2 separate regions of the Homo sapiens genome follow, and region 1 is linked to region 2. The links are chromatin loops, found by intact Hi-C in ENCODE. Cell type or tissue: B cell. All regions are shown on one strand.

The links. A loop is a pair of places that touch in the nucleus more often than their neighbours do. Peaks named below come from ENCODE experiments on the same cell type or tissue, not always from the same donor. Only the 100,000 strongest peaks of a DNase experiment are listed, where the experiment ranks them.
Region 1: it touches region 2 in a loop (27-fold over the local background); 5 of 110 quality-filtered maps call a loop at or near these places.

Annotation. Positions count from the first base shown.
Region 1 is chr5:139,248,214-139,256,213 of GRCh38, forward strand. No RefSeq gene overlaps it. Among named protein-coding and RNA genes, the nearest start is that of SNHG4, 22 kb to the right of the region's middle. In B cell, CTCF peaks have their summits at 3,213 (motif pointing right) and 3,414; a DNase peak (open chromatin) is centred at 3,208.
Region 2 is chr5:139,388,292-139,396,291 of GRCh38, forward strand. MZB1 (marginal zone B and B1 cell specific protein) reads right to left here and starts at 1,622. Exons shown (of 4, transcript NM_016459.4): 1 at 1,389-1,622; 2 at 170-294. The coding sequence starts at 1,565. PROB1 (proline rich basic protein 1) reads right to left here and starts at 6,813. Exons shown (of 1, transcript NM_001161546.2): 1 at 2,301-6,813. The coding sequence starts at 6,790. The coding sequence ends at 3,743. It also overlaps a transcript of SPATA24 not described here. RefSeq lists enhancers at 1-306, 307-854, 855-1,402, 1,379-1,788, 3,449-3,743 and 3 more and silencers at 2,759-2,808, 4,079-4,488, 6,039-6,328. In B cell, CTCF peaks have their summits at 4,452 (motif pointing left), 4,652, 6,045 (motif pointing right) and 6,244; DNase peaks (open chromatin) are centred at 400, 1,640, 4,470, 6,010 and 1 weaker place; H3K4me3 peaks cover 5,189 bases; H3K27ac peaks cover 5,266 bases.

The DNA.
Region 1 (8,000 bases), 140 kb before region 2:
ACTGCCCTTCAATCTAGGGAGGAAAGAGCAAGGCTATTGCTTTATGGAGGGAGGGAAGGAGGGAAAGGAGAAGGGGAGGTATATAAAGATCAGAGATCTGGAACAAGAGGAATGAATGAGAGGGGAAGAGACAGGGCTCCGAAAGGGAAAGCTTTAGGCAAGGGGGGCAGAAGGAAAGGACAGGAAAAAGGAAAGCTGGGCCAGATGCGGTGGCTCACGCCTGTAATCCCAGCACTTTGGGAGGCTGAGGCAAGCAGATCACCTGAGGTTGGGAGTTCGAGACCAGCCTGATCAACATGGTGAAAACCCATCTCTACTAAAAATACAAAATTAGCCGGGTGTGGTGGTGCATGCCTGTAATCCCAGCTACTTGGGAGGCTGAGGCAGGAGAATCACTTGAACCTGGGAGGTGGAGGTTGCGGTGAGCCGAGATCGCGCCATTGTACTCTAGCCTGGGCAACAAGAGCAAGACTCCGTCTCAAAGGAAAAAAAAAAAGAAAAAGAAAAAGAAAGAAGAAAGGAAAACTCAGTAGCCAAGGGTGAAAGAAATGGATGATTCTGCAGGAAATGTGGCTTGCTGCTGGGGAATAGCCCTTGGCTGCAAGAATGAGCAAGATTCAGATGTCTTTTTGGCGGGTGCCAAGCTCTTCTTGTCTTTGTAGTTGGTCAAGAGAGATTGGGAGAATAAGGAGAGTCACAGGGCACAGGGGTCCTTTTAAGCCCACTTTTGAGGTGGGATCAAAAGCCTCTCTGGATCTCTTCCAGCCACATCCCACCATTCTCCATCAACCTTTATCCAGAGAGCACATGGGCTCTAGAGCCATCAGGACTGAGCTCTACCAATCCCTGGGTCTGGATCCTTCTCATCCAGAGGTTTAGGTTCTGCCACTAACTTAGCTGGATGGTTTTAATCCTCAAAACTCTCAGCCTTGGTTCTTGGTTTCTCGCTTTTTTTCTTTTCTTTTTTTTTTTTTTTTTTGAGACAGGGTCTAGCTCTGTTGTCCAGGCTGGAGTGCAGTGGCACAATCCTGGCTCACTGCAACCTTCTGCCTCTCAGGCTCAAACCATCCTCCTACCTTAGCCTCCTGAGTAGCTGGAAATACAGGTGTGTGCCACCATGCCCGGCTAATTTTTTGTATTTTTTGTAGAGATGGGGGTTCCACCATGTTGCTCAGGCTGGTCTTGAACTCCTCAGCTCAAGAGAGCTGCCCACTTTGGCCTCTCAAACTGTTGGGATTACATGTGTGAGCCACTGTGCCCAGTGGGCCTTGGTTTCTCTATTGGTGAACTGAGAATTTGTGGTCGGGTGTGGTGGCTCATGCCTGTAATCCCAGCACTTTGGGAGGCGGAGGTGGGTGGATCACTTGAGGTCAGGAGTTTGAGACCAGCCTGGCCAACATGGTGAAATGCCATCTCTACTAAAAAACAAACAAACAAACAAACAAAAATTAGCGAGGCATGTTGGTGCATGCCTGTAATCCCAGCTACTTTGGAGGCTGAGGTAGGATAATTGCTTGAACCCAGGAGGCAGAGGTTGCAGTGAGCCAAGGTTGTGCTACTGTACTGCAGCCTGGGCGACAGAGCAAGACTGCATTTCAAAAAATAAAAATAAAAAAAGGCGAGGGGGTGGAATTTGCTTACTTATCCAACAAATATTTACTGATTATATGCCAGAAATTGTGCTGTGGGGTTGTCTTTTCAACAGAAAACAATATACACAATAGTCCTTTCCTTCAAAGAGCACACAGTCCAACAATGGTAACAAAACACCCTCTAAGAAATGGACCCTGCCTGCACTAGGATAATAATGATGAGAGTCGCTGTCTGCCAGGCACTGTGCTCAGCGCTTACATCCATTAAGTCCTACAATCCTCACGGTGACCTGGTGAGGAAGGTCCTGTTAACTGCTGTCGTTGCCCAGGTGAGAACACCTTAGTTGGGAGGCAGCCTCCTGGACACATCCCATCGTTTTACTGTTTCATTTTCTTCATTGTATGTGCTGCTGTCTAAAATGGGTTTATTAACTCACTTACCTGTTTATTGCCTGCTCACAATTATATCCCCAGCACCAGGCCGGGCGCAGTGGCTCACACCTGTAATCCCAGCACTTTGAGAGGTCATGGCAGGTGGATCACTTGAGGTCAGGAGTTGGAGACCAGCCTGGTCAACCTAGCGGAAACCTCGTCTCTACTAAAAATACAAAAATTAGCCAGGGATGGTGGCACATGCCTGTAATCCCAGCTACTTGGGAGGCTAAGGCATGAGAATGGCTTGAACCCGGGAGGCGGAGGTTGCAGTGAGCTGAGATTGCACCACTGCACTCCAGCCTGGGCAACAGAGTGAGACCCTGTCTCAAAAAAAAAAAAAAATTATAACCCCAGCACCTTGAACAGTCTCTGACCCAAAGTCAGTTCTTTTTTTTTTTTTTTTTTTTTTTTTTTTTTTTTTTTTTTTGAGACGGAGTCTCGCTCTGTCACCCAGGCCGGACTGCGGACTGCAGTGACGCAATCTCGGCTCACTGCAAGCTCCGCTTCCCGGGTTCACGCCATTCTCCTGCCTCAGCCTCCCGAGTAGCTGGGACTACAGGCGCCCGCCACCGCGCCCGGCTAATTTTTTTTTTTTGTATTTTTAGTAGAGACGGGGTTTCACCTTGTTAGCCAGGATGGTCTCGATCTCCTGACCTCATGATTCACCCGCCTCGGCCTCCCAAAGTGCTGGGATTACAGGCGTGAGCCACCGCGCCCGGCACCAAAGTCAGTTCTTAATAAATATCTGTTTAAGGAATGAAGGAATGGAAGGACGAGAAGCTCATGGGGAGCCATCGCCGCCCTGCCTCTCCCGCGGGGTGCCAGTGAGAGTGAACTGAGTGCAGATGCTGAAGCTGCTATATCGCTCTCTAGAAACAGAGGGGACAATGATCAGCTGGCATTTATTTCAGAGAAATGCATTTTCTCCTTATTACTTTTCAGCTGTTTTCTTTTTTTTTTTAAATAACTTTCCTCAGACATTCTGCCCCTTCCTGCCCCGATTCATTCTGCATCCTCTAATAGTGTTATCCTCAGTTTTTCTAGCTCTCTGTTGTCCTTTTGGCTTTCCTGCTTCTTTGTTTCTCTTTCCCATGCCTCTCTGGAGGGAAGCTCACCCAGCTGAATTGTAACTGGTGATTTCCAAGGCCAAGAGGAAGTTCATTTTCACGCCAAAGTCTTCTGCCGGCAGAGGGCACTTTTCTCCATCTGTAAAATGGGCGGAGTATTTTGCAGGGTTTTTTGAATCAGTGCTGGTGAGTCTGTGGGAGAGGGGCCTCAGGACCACAGCACTCACATTTCCCCTGTAGCCAGAGGCTTGCCAAAGCCTTGGCCACAGGAGCCCCATACCCCAACAGAACAATTTCCTCTCCCTCTGTAGGTGCTATTTAGTGTTACAGTAATACTAGTTTGAGGATAAAAGGCCTCAGCATTTTGAGAACTCCTCAATCCACTGCATGGCAGGGTCTGCTGGGGGTATAACCAGCAAGACCATGAGTTAAGTGCAGGAGGGGCTTGTCACATAGGACCAGCAGTGTGTCGGGGTAGATGGAAATGTAGGTCTTGAAATTCAGACAGCTCTGAGTTTGACCTGGCTCAGCCACCTCCTCCGAGCCTCACAGAAGGATGGTTGCTGTTAAAGTGGGCACAGAAACACCTCTGGGCTTTTGAGAATGCTGTACTTTCTGCCTAACAGTCCCTTTCTCTCTTCTCTGTTTAGCTAACACTAAGTCTCCTCTTTGGTACTTTGCCCAAATCAGGCATTCCTCCCAGCACCCTCAGAATCCCTATGCTGAACCAGCTGTAGAACTTAGCCCGTCATGTTGGAATTATTTCTTGCAGGAATGTCCAACCCACCCAACTCAGCACCTCAAAGTCAAGAAATGAGTTTTCTCTTCCTTATAAGCCCTGAGCCAAGCCACATACTGAGCATAAAAGAATAATGTTCAAACCCAGAGATTTTCATTTCCTCCTCTTGAAACGCTGCTCCTTGCTCTATTGTACTAAGCACCCACTATGCATCAGGCACCCTAAATGTGTTGTCTTATTTAATCTTCATAATGGCCCTTTAGTTAGAGATTAAATTAGATAATAACCATTATCTCTCACCTGGACTATGGAAAGAGCCTCCTGCTGAAGGAACACTGCGTTTTTCCTCATCTGACATGCAGCTTCCACTCTTGCCACCTATAGTCTATTCATACAGCAACCAGAGTGATCCTTTTATTTTTTATTTTTTATTTTTTTTGAGACGGAGTCTTGCTCCATCACCCAGGGTGGGGTGCAGTGGCACGATCTTGGCTCACTGCAACCTCCACCTCCCGGGTTCAAGCAATTCTCATGCCTCAGACTCTCAAGTAGCTGGGATTACAGGTGTCCGCCACGAGGCCTGGCTAATTTTTCTGTATTTTTAGTAGAGACAGGGTTCTACCATGTTGGCCAGGCTGGAGACCTCAGGTGATCCGCCTGCCTCAGCCTTTCAAAGTGCTGGGATTACAGGCGTGAGTCACCAGGCCCGGCCAAGTGATCTTTTTAAAATCATGTCTTGACTGGGTGCGGTGGCTCACGCCTGTAATCCCAGCACGTTGGGAAGCCAAGGCGGGTGGATCACTTGAGGTCAGGAGTTTGAGACCAGCCTGGCCAACATGGTGAAACTCCGTCTCTACTAAAAATACAAAAAATTAGCCGGGTATGGTGGCTTGTGCCTGTAATCCCAGCTACTTGGGAGGCTGAGGCAGGAGAATCGCTTGGACCCAGGAGGTGGAGGTTGCAGTGAGCTGAGATTGCACCACTGCACTCCAGTCTGGGTGACAGAGTGAGGCCCCCATCTCAAAATAAATAAATAAATAAATAAATAAATAAAATAAAATCAGTTCTCTCCTCTGCTCAAAGCCCTTCAATGGCTCCCCATTTCACCCTACGTAAAATCCAAATTCCTTACCATGTCCTACAAAGCCCCACATTAACTTCCTTACTCTCAATCCACAAACTTTGACCTCATGCCCTAACACTCTTCCCCCTTGCTGTCTCTGGCAAGCCACATGGGATTTCTGACTATTCCTCAAACATTGCTACTCACACTCCTGCCTCAGGTCCTTTGCACTGGCTGTCCCCTGTGTCTACAAAGCTTTACCCATGATACCCCCACAGTTTGCTCCTTTCCTTATTTCAAGTCTTTGTTCAAATGTCACTTCGTTAGGGAGGTCTTCCTTGACCCTTTCGTGGTGTTTTTAAAATATGCCCACAAAGGCCAAGAGTGGTGGCTTATGCCTGTAATCCCAGCACTTTGGGAGGCCAAGGTGGGCAGATCACTTCAGCCCAGGAGTTCGAGACCAGCCTGGGCAACATAGCAAAACCCCATCTCTACAAAATATATATATAAAAATTAGCCAGGCATGGTGGCGTATGTCTGTAGTCCCAACTACTCGGGAGGCTGAGATGGGAGAATCACTTGAGCCCAGGAGGTTGAGGCTGCAGTGAACTGTGTTCATGCCACTGTACTCCAGCCTAGGTGACCCCCCAAAATAAATAAATAAATAAAGCCTACAGTGTGACCCTCAAAAATAAGCACATAAAATATGCCCACAAATTCTTTGATATTCCTTCCTTCAAGAGCTAGAACTAACTCCACTCCCCTTAACTGTTATATGTACTTACTGACGCCTTTCTAAAGAATGGAATGGAAGTAATGGTGTGTGACTTCTAAGACAAAGTAATAAAAGGCATTATGCCTACCCCAGTCTGCTCATGAGAAAGCATCAGACAAACCCAAATTGAGGGATGTTCTACAAAAGATCTGATCAGTACTCTTCAAAATTGTGAAGGTCACAAAAAAGATGAACTGAGAAACTGTCACAGATTGAAGGAGACTACAGAAACATGATGACTAAATTCAACATAATATCCTAGATGGGATCTTAGAACAGAAAAAGAACATTAATTGAAAAACTGGTGAAATCTGAAAAAAGTTTCGTTAACAGTAATGTACCAATTTTTTTTTTTTTTTTTTTTTTTGAGGCAGGGTCTCGCTCTGTTACCCGGGCCGGAGTGCAGTGTAGCAATTTCTGCTCACTGCAGCCTCTGCTGCCCAGGTTCAAGTGATTCTCCTGCCTCAGCCTCCCGAGTAGCTGGGATTACAGGCATGCGCCACCACATCTAGCTAATTCTTATATTTTTAGTAGAGACGGGGTTTCACCATGTTGGCCAAGATGGTCTCAATCTCCTGACCTCGTGATCCGCCAGCCTCGGCCTCCCAAAGTACTGGGATTACAGGCGTGAGCTACCACGCCCGGCCCCCAGTGTTAATTTATTAGTTTTGGCAAATGTACTATGGTTATGTAAGATATTAACATTAGAGGAAAGCTGGGTGAAATGTACATGGGACTATAGAAACTCAGTATACTATCTTTGCAACTTGTCTGTGAATCTGAATTTATTCCAAAATGAAAAGTTAAAGAAAATGCATTGTGGCTTCCTCCTTGCCCTCCTTCTTGGAGAACATGCTGCCATGTCATAAGTACACTCAAACAGTCCTGTGGGGAGGTCCACATGGTGAGCAACTGAGGCCTCCAGCCACAGCCATATGAATGAGCTGTCTTGGGAGCAGATCCCTCCAGCTCTAGTTAAGCCTTCAGATAATTGTGATCCTAGCTGACATCTTTTTTTTTTTTTTTTTTTTTGAGACAGAGTCTTCCTCTGTCACCAGGCTGGAGTGCAGTGGCATGATCTTGGCTTACTGTAACCTCCACCTCCTGGGTTCAAGCCATTTTCCTGGCTCAGCCTCCCGAGTAGCTGGGATTACAGGCACCCACCGCCACACCCAGCTAATTTTTGTATTTTTAATAGAGATGGGGTTATCACCATGTTGGTCAGGATGGTCTCGATCTCCTGACCTCATGATCCGCCCGCCTCGGCCTCCCAAAGTGCTGGGATTACAGGCGTGAGCCACCGCGCCCGGCGTCTTTTTTTTTTTTTAGACAGAGTTTTGCTCTTGTTGCCTAGGCTGGAGTGCAATGGCGCGATCTTGGCTCACTGCAACCTCTGCCTCCCGGGTTCAAGCAATTCCGCGTCAGCCTCCCATGTAGCTGGGATTACAGGTGCCCACCACCACACCCGGCTAATTTTTTTTAATTTTATTTTTAGTAGAGACAGGGTTTCGCCATGTTGGCCAGGCTGGTCTCGAACTCCTGACCTCAGGTGATCCACCCGCCTCGGCCTCCCAAAGTGCCGGGATTACAGGCATGAGCCACCATGCCCGGCCACTGACGTCTTTTTTTTTTGAGGCGGAGTCTCGCTCTGTCACCCAGGTTGGAGTTCAGTGGCGCGATCTCGGCTCACTGCATGCTCTGCCTCCCGGGTTCACGCCATTCTCCTGCCTCAGCCTCCTGAGTATCTGGGACTACGGGCGCCTGCCACCACGCCTGGCTAATTTTTTTTGTATTTTTAGTAGAGACAGGGTTTCACCGTGTTAGCCAGGATGGCCTCGATCTCCTGACCTCGTGATCCACCTGCCTCGGTCTCCCAAAGTGCTGGGATTACAGGCGTGAGCCACCGTGCCTGGCCACTGACATCTTTTAACTGCAACCTCAAGAGAAATCTTGAGTCAGAACCACCCAGCTAACTCCTCCTGAATTCCTGACCCTCAGAAATCATTAAGAGATAATAAATGATCACTGTTGTTTTAGGCCTTTAAGGTTTATTTTATTTTATTTTGTATTTTTTAATTTTTTTGAGACAGGGTCTCACAAAATCTCTACTCACTGGAATCTCTGCCTCACAGGCTCAAGTGATCCTCCCACCTCAGCCTCCCAAGTAGCTGAGACTACAGGCCCACACCACCATGCCCGGCTAATTTTTGTATTTTTTGTAGAGACAGGGTTTTGCCATGTTGCCCAGGCTTGTCCCAAATTCCTGGACTCAACCCATCTGCCCGCCTCGGCCTCCCAAAGTGCTGGAATTACAGGCATCAACCACCAC
Region 2 (8,000 bases):
CTCTCCCACTTGCTCTCAGCTCCAGAGCCCAGACTTCATCCCAGCCAGCCCCTCCCTTGGACCAGAGTCCTAGAGGAGTGTGTGTGTTGTGTGAGCGGCTGAGTGGGAATCTCCACCCACCAGGCCTGCCCTTGGAGGAGGGAGGTGGGGGGCAGGATTGGCAACTCACTCCTGCCAGTTCCGGGAGCAGCTCCGGTCCAGGACATCCGTGTAGACCAACTCGCTCAGCTCCCGCCGCCCCCCAGAGTTTGAGGTATGAAGTTTGGTCTCTGCCTTTGCCAGATTTTGCCACATCTGGAACAAGGAGGGACTGGGAGGCAGGGCCTCAGGACTGCTGCTCAGTTAGGGGGAGGTGGGGAGGATAGGAGCAGAGTCTCTGGGGAAAATAAAGTGGCAAGAGAGCCGTTTGAGCAGGAAGCACCTGTGAGGCTGTTGCATGGCCCCTCCCCCAGCCCCCAAAGCTCTCTGGGATGGGGATGGGGGATGGGAAAGAAATGCTGAAGTGGTAGGTGAGGCCTGGGCACTGGGGTCCCTCGTCCAGGGCACACCTGCCCAGTGGCAAGTGTCATTTTATTTTTATTTATTTATTTATTTAGAGAGAGTCTCACGCCGTTCGTCGCCCAGGCTGGAGTGCAGTGGTACGATCTCAGCTCACTGCAGCCTCCACCTCCCAGGTTCAAGTGATTCTTCTCCCTCAGCCTCCCAGGTAGCTGGGACTACAGGTATGTGCCACCACACCCGGCTAAAATTTTGTATTTTCAGTAGTGACGGGGTTTCACCATGTTGGCCAGGCTGGTCTCGAACTCCTGAGTTCAGGCGATCGGCCCCGCTCAGCCTCCCAAAGTGCTGGGATTACAGGCGTGAGCCACCGCGCCCGGCCGGCACGTGCCATTTTAAACCACAAGAGCAAGGTAAGAAAAACTGGAGCCCAATATTCAATCACACAAGTACTCCCAGGCCCCCACCTCACAGAGACACTGGCACGCAGGCATGCTCAGCAGGTGTGTGTGTGAAGCCAGACACACGCATACTCACGTGCAGGCGCTCACACGTGTGCACTTGCACCATGTACACATAGCCAAAGCCGCCCCGTCAGGGTTGGGGAGGGAGTCCGGACTCAAGGATGGGCCTGGAAAGGGAGAAGTCTAAGGACAAGTGAGTGATTCCCTGGGGTCTCAAAATACTGAGGAGGTCTCCCAGATTGTCTGCTGTTAGGCAGGCAGATGGGTAAACTGAGGCATGGAATATATGAAAGGCTGCATCTGTGGCTTGATGCCCAGTGGTAGGGATTGGGGATCAAAGGCCGGTGGTGGAATGTGAGGTGGGTGGAGGGGTCTGGCTTGAGAAGGGGTGTGAGCAGGGCAGGGTGACAGTGGTGAAGGACTCACCTGGTAAGCCACAGCTCTGCAGGCATCACAGCGCAGGTGAGCGGGCATGTGGGCTGAGTACATCTCCTCATCATCCAGTTGTGGGGCTGTGGCTGTGAGTGGCGCCCTGTCCCCGAGGCCCCCTGGGATGGCCCAGGCTCCCAGCAGCAGCAGCAGCAGTGGCAGTGACAGCCTCATGGCCCCAGGAGCCAGTTCAGCAAGTGTAGTCTGTGGTTGAGGTGCAGATGTGTGTGTGCTTGTGTGGTGTGGGGACCGCCACAGAACACCTGGCCTAGACCAATGGGGAACTGACACCTCACCCCTCCCATCCTCCTCCCACTCCCTCCTCCAGGGCCCCGAAGATGCCACGTGGGCATTGTCCTCTAGCTGGACCCTGGCTCCAGCCATCTCAGCTCCATTTCACAGATAGGGAGCACTGAGGCAAGGAGAGGGGCTGGGCCTAGGCAGGAACACATAGGGGCCGATACTGCCCACATCCTGTGATCTGGCCAAGTGGCAGGCACTGTGCTGAGTGCCTTGTGGGAAGAGTTGGTTGGCTGCCGTCATCTTTTTTTGTTTCATTGACCTTTCTGAGAAATGAGACTGTCATGTTTATTCTGCCTCTTCCGACACAAAGGCTCAGAGAGAGGTGACAAATCCAAGGCCACATAGCTAGAGGGGCCATGCTGAGAAACCCAAGCCTGATTGACCCCAAGGCTCCCTGGCCACTCAACCACCAGAAGGAATGAGGTGTGGCTGCCAGCCTCCTGGGAGGCAAGTTCAGGGAGACAGGGATGCTACAGTGTTTCCAAGACACACATGGTCTCCTTCCCTAGCCCTGAGGTCCCCTCCACCCAGGCCATACCCAGGCGTGGAAGGGCACTGTGGAGGGTGTTGAGAGGCTGTGGCAGGAAATCAGGCACCTCACACCAGTTATTTCAGCCATGATGGCTCCATGGTCAGTGATTTATTACACACCAGGATGAGGTAAAGACACCTGGGGTGGCCCCAGGGCCCTCCATGCCATCGGAGCTGGCATCTCCAGCTAGAAAATGGCCAGTTGTTCTGATTCGTAGCTCTCCTAGTCAGCTTCCAGTCCAGGGCAGAGGGCAGGGACTGCTAGGGACCTGGGCCCCCTGACAGGCCTGGAACAACGAAGGCATCCATCCCCATCCCTGCCACTGCTTCTCATGGAAACTGTCCTTCCCAAACTCATCACATCACACACCAGGCTGGCAAGGGCCAGCCATTTCCGGTTCAGAACTATATACAGACCCCCACGCACACCACCTCCCACCTCATGCAGACCCCCCTCATCTCCCTCAGAGGCTCCTGGAATCTCAGGGCAACTGAAGTGCAGGCTCTGGGCCCTGTCCCTTGCTGTGACTGGTCTGTAGGGCCAGCCCCTCTCTGGCCATTGTTGCCACATCTGTTACTGGGGAGTGGAACCTGCCAAGAGCTTCAGATCCCTCTGGATACTCCACCAGGGGTATCGCTTCTACTGCTGGCCCTAACCCACCTTCTGGCCACACAGAGGGGTCAAGAGGCTCCTGTGGGACAAGAGCCCAACCCTCCCTCTTCTCAGAGCTTCCTGATGACCATTTCACCTACTCCCGATGTAGGGGGTGGGGGACTGAAGCCCCACCCCTGGCCCAAAAATGAGTCAGCTCAGCTCTGAGGGCCAGGCTCCCCATCTTCCCACCCCAAGTTCCAGGCTAACCCCCAACCCAGGCCCTCCCTGTATTCCTTGCTTTGCCTCCACCTGCTGTCCCCCGCCTTAGCTCTTTCTCGGAGCCAGCCTGGCCTGGGCTGTACTGGCCACTTTCCCCCCAGTAACCTCCAGGGCCAAAGCTCAGCTCCTCTTCCTAAGAGCAGACTCGACAGCCAGAGTCCTTCCTGCCACCTCACCAGGGGCACTGGCCAGCCTCACCTCAGCTGGGCCCACCATCAGGGAGGGCAGACAGTTCCCCGCCCTGTCTCCTGCTGCTCCCGTTCCTGCTGCCCCACGGCAGCCACAGCACCTCCTCTGATCGGCTCCTGGGGACAAGCCCAGGGATGCCTCACTTTCCCTATTTGCTTGCCCGCATATACACATATACACACACCCACACACCACACCACACCACGCCCTGGGAATGCCTGGGAAAGGGATACATAATTTTGTTGGGGGAGGAAGTAGGCAGCCACTTCCTGGGTGACTCCAGCTCCACCAGCCTCGGGGCTCAGATTCATTCTCTGAAGATCACTTCCTGTCCGACGACTGACTGGGATGGGTTAAAGACAGAGGCGACGGAAGGAGAGGAGGGTAGGGGCTTGGATGCCAGAACCTCCCAGGCATCCAAGGGCTCCAACTCCATGGGGATCGGCCCGGGGCCTCACAGCGGGAACAATGAACCCTTGCCGGGCTGGGTGGGACCTGAGCTGGAGGGCGGCGCACAGAGGAGCAGAGGAGGTGCGGGGTTGGGGGTCCCGCTCACCGGCAGGTAGTAGGTCCCGTCCAGGGGCCCTGCCTCAGAGACCCAGGGTAGCTGGGGGCTGCCGAGGGCCTGCGGGCCCGGGGACGGTGGCAGAGAGAGGCTGGGTATAGGCCCATAGGCGGGCGGGTAGAGGCCGAGCCCCAGGGCCAGAGGGGTGTAGACGCGGTGGGGCGGCCCGGGAGACGAGGGCGGCAGCAACACCTCCACGTACTGCCCACTCTCAGGGTCGAAGAGCACCCGCAGCCGAGGCTGCCGCGGCGCCTCCACAAAGTAGTAGCGGCCGCTCTCGGGGTCCACCAAGACCTTCCCCAGGGGCGCGGCCCCGGGCTGCCTGCGCGCTCCCTGGGAGGGGCTTTGCGGGGACCGGTCCGTGGGAGGCGCCGAGGCAGCGCGGGGCTGGGCTGGGGCCGTCCTGCCCGCCAACGCCAGGGGCTCCCGCGGGAGTGGCGCCTGGACGGCAGCCGCGGGCTCGGGGGCCGTAGGTGGTGTCTTCGGTTTGGGTGCTATCCCAGGGCTCGGGCTGGCTTGCATCTGAGGGGAGCCGGGGCGGGGCGATCGGACCCCTGCTGGCCCTACGGGGGAGCGCTGGGATGAGCTGCGGGCGCCGCCTAGAGGGCTGGTCCGACCGTCGCCGTCGGGGACCAGGCGCTGGGCCTCTACATCCCTGTTCTCTCCTCCAGGGCCGCGCGCTCGCACTCGCGAGGTTACCTCGGGCCGGCGACCCAAGGCCAGGGCCCCAGGCAGGCGGATCTCTGTGCGCTTGAAGGGCTTCGCCGTGCTGTTCTCTGCCCTCCGCCGCAGGACCCCGTTGGGCTGTGAGGCGTCCCGGGCGACCGTGTCGAAGGACGGTTCAGGAGGCTCGTAGGGGTGCGGCACCACCGGTAGAAAATCCTTGATGAAAACGGAAGTGTAGTGAGCCGGGGCGGGGGGCCCCAGTGCTGGCGGCTCTTGCGTCTTGGATTCGCCGCCCTCCTCCCCGCAGGGGTCGGCAGGAGGCGCAGGCAGCCCAGAGCCTTGTGCTCCTGCCGGGAAGCCTGGCGCGTACGTGGTCTTCACCAACTTGCGCACGTCTCGAGGCCGCGGAATGGCCATGCGCGGGCGTCCCGAGGCCGCCTCTCCAGGACCCAAGACTTCCGGGCACTTATCCGCGTCCAGGGTGCCCACAGGGTGGCTGCCGGGCGGCTCGGGTGCTGCTACCTCTGGGGACTGCTGACTCCCTCCAAAGGCAAGATCTGAAATTTCCCGCGTGGATGGACTCTGCATCTCTGTTGGTTCTGGAGTGCCGGGTGCGGACGGTGTAGGCGGTGCCAACTCCTCCTGAGTTAACCCATTCTGAGCTTCCTGAGTAAATGCTATCGATGAGCCCGGCCCCATGGGATCCCATGTCTCTTGGGGAGATGGGCCCCAAGTTCCAATAGGACGATCTGGAGCCTCCCACGGGAAGAAGGCCGGCGGGGACGGGCTGCTACGTGGCTCCACCGCATCCGCGACTGCCGAATGTGGAATCTCCCACAGGGAAGGGGCTTCGAGGGACGGGCTCCTTTCCCCAGCAACACACTGATTCCACTGGGAAAGGATCGGAGGGGAAGGGCTTCTCCTGCTGACAGTTTCCTCGACGGCAGGATTTTGATTTTCCCACTCGGAGGAGGCTTCAGGGAACAATGGGCTACTCACCCTCCGAGTAGTCCGATCCCACGGGGACAGGTTCTGGGGCGACGGGCAGCGAGGACCCCGTACAGCCCCATTTGGAGTCTGCCGTGGCGGGGACGGGCTCCTTGGCCTCACAGCCCTACTCGGAACCTCCGAGGGGATCCTACACTCAAAAGGCGGACTCCGTGCCCTCTGAACAGTTCGATCCGGCGCCTCTCGCGGGAACCGAGTCTTCCGCGCCTCCTGGATCTTCTCCTCTGACTGAAGGAAGATGCTGGAACTAACAGGACCCAGCGGCTCCGTCCCGGGCGCAGGCTTGTCGCGCCGAATCGCGCGCTCGCGGAGGCTGGGCCACGGCCTCGGGGCCTTGGCGGGGGCCGAATTATCTCGTACGCGAAGTGGCCGAGACTTAGCCTTCTCCAGGACCACGTGGGTGCTGCGGGCCGTTTCCCGGGTCTCAGGTTCCGACCGCCCCGTGGACCCGAAGGTGGCGCTGCTCGGGGCCGGGGCCTCGGGGCTCAGTTTTCTGGCCAACGCCGTCTGCACGAAGCCCGCGGCGGCCTGCAGGGGGCCCAGCGACTCGTCCAGGGAACCGGTGCGCAGGAGCAGCCGGGGGCGCGGCGCGCCGGCCGCCCTTGGGGGACTCTGGGGCCGGGGGCGCAGCTCGATCTGACGCTTGGGCACTGTCCGGGGCCTGGCGGGCGCGGCGCCCTCCTCCAGAGCCACCTCCACACACTCGAACTGCGCTGGGGCGGCAGGACTTGGCCCACGGGGCCGCAGCTCTAGGTAGGTGGCCCAGCGGGAGCCACCATCGGGGACCTGGGACTGGCGTGGGACCGCGGCGGGAGACGCTGGCCCCGGCGGCAAGGGGCTGATGAAGGCCGGCTCCGTGAACTGTTGTTGCGCCTCGCGATCGTCTGCGCCGGAGCAGCCGAACAGGGGTCCGACGCCGAAGATGACTTCCATCTCCCCCGACGGCAGCGTGCGCAGCTGGGGCTGGGGTGGCCGTGGGCCGGAACCTGGGCCTCGCGGGAAACCCGAGCCGGGCCCGTGCCGCTGGCGGCTATTCTGGGCGCTGACGGACAGGCGAGGCTGCGCGCCCGCCCCCCGCCCAGGAGCCACCCAGGGCCAATTCGCTGGGCCTTTCGCGTCCGGCCCAACGTCCGGGGGCTCCGGAGAACCTGGAGCCGTGTAGTAGGAGCCTGACGAACCGGAGGAGTCCTGGCGCCGCGCGGGGGCCGTGGGCAGCTGCCTCGGGATCCCAGGCAGGGCTGGCGGGGCGAGCGCGGTCAGCATGGTGGGGCCGGACGCCGTGCACTATCTCCCTCGCATTCGCCTCCGCTGGTGGCGCCGGCACTGTCCCCGCCCCGCCCGAGGATGCCGTGGGGGTCACCGCGCCTTAAAGCGGCCGCGTCCACTCCTGAGCCAGCGGCGCCGGCAGCAGAAAAGACCTGGGCCCTGCACCCTTCCCTGTCCAGCCCCCATGCCCAACTAACCCCCTTCTCAGGCACAAGCCGGAGTACCTGGGGTGGGCTCCAAGCTTTGGCTGACAGGCAGGTGAGGGAATGGCAGGCCCAACTTTCAAAGCCTTGGAGCCAGGAGTTAGGCCCAACTCCACCTATCACAGGTGAGGAAACTGAAGCCCAGCAGGGATCCGCCTGAAGTCAGGCACTGCTGTGTGCAGTTCAGGCTGTGAGCGGGTGAACCAGACCTTCAGGCCAGGAGACTCAGGTAGGGCCAGCAATTTCATCTTCCCCTCAGCCCCGGGTGCCTTAGCATCACTGCAGGGGACCCCCATTGCCATTGCTGGCCTCAGCTAGAGCTCTTAAGGGTGCACACACCACCTTTCTTGACCCCAGTTACACTCTTCCTGATCCCCTTCAGTAGAGTGAGGAGCACCGCTAGAGGCTTCCCTGACTCCTCAGGGCCTCAGGAAGGTACTACCACTGGCTGGACCCACTGCCCTCGGTGGGACCTATTGGAAGGAGCTGGAGTGGACAGCTCTAGCTTTCAGTCTGCCTCAGCACCTAGAACAGGCCCTGGATACCGATGTGGGGTCCTACAGGAAGCTTCGAAGTAGCTTGTGGTCCCAGCTCCAAAGGCCCCTGCGGCCAGAACAGCCCTGTGCTCCCCCAGGTATTCACAAGGCCCTAACTTCAGCCCCCACAGCCTTAGGACCTGCCCTGGGGACAGGCGCTGGTGGGGAGGCAACCACCACCTGTCATTGTCTTACAACTGTGGGCACCACTTGCCCTTAAACTTCTGGCTTCAAGGTCCTGCTATGACTCAGGCCCCAGCTGGCCCTGGAGCAAGAGCACTGCCCCCTCCTGTGCACTTGGCCTCAAACCGACCCAGGACAGGCTACACTGGGCTAATCTGACCCCTGAAGTGGGTCCTCTGCCTGGGTGTGTCCCCATGATCACCTAGGGGGCACTCGGTGATGGCTTCTGAAAAAATGTTGCTGCTCCATCCCATCCAGCCCTGCCTGTGCAACTTGTGCAAATTG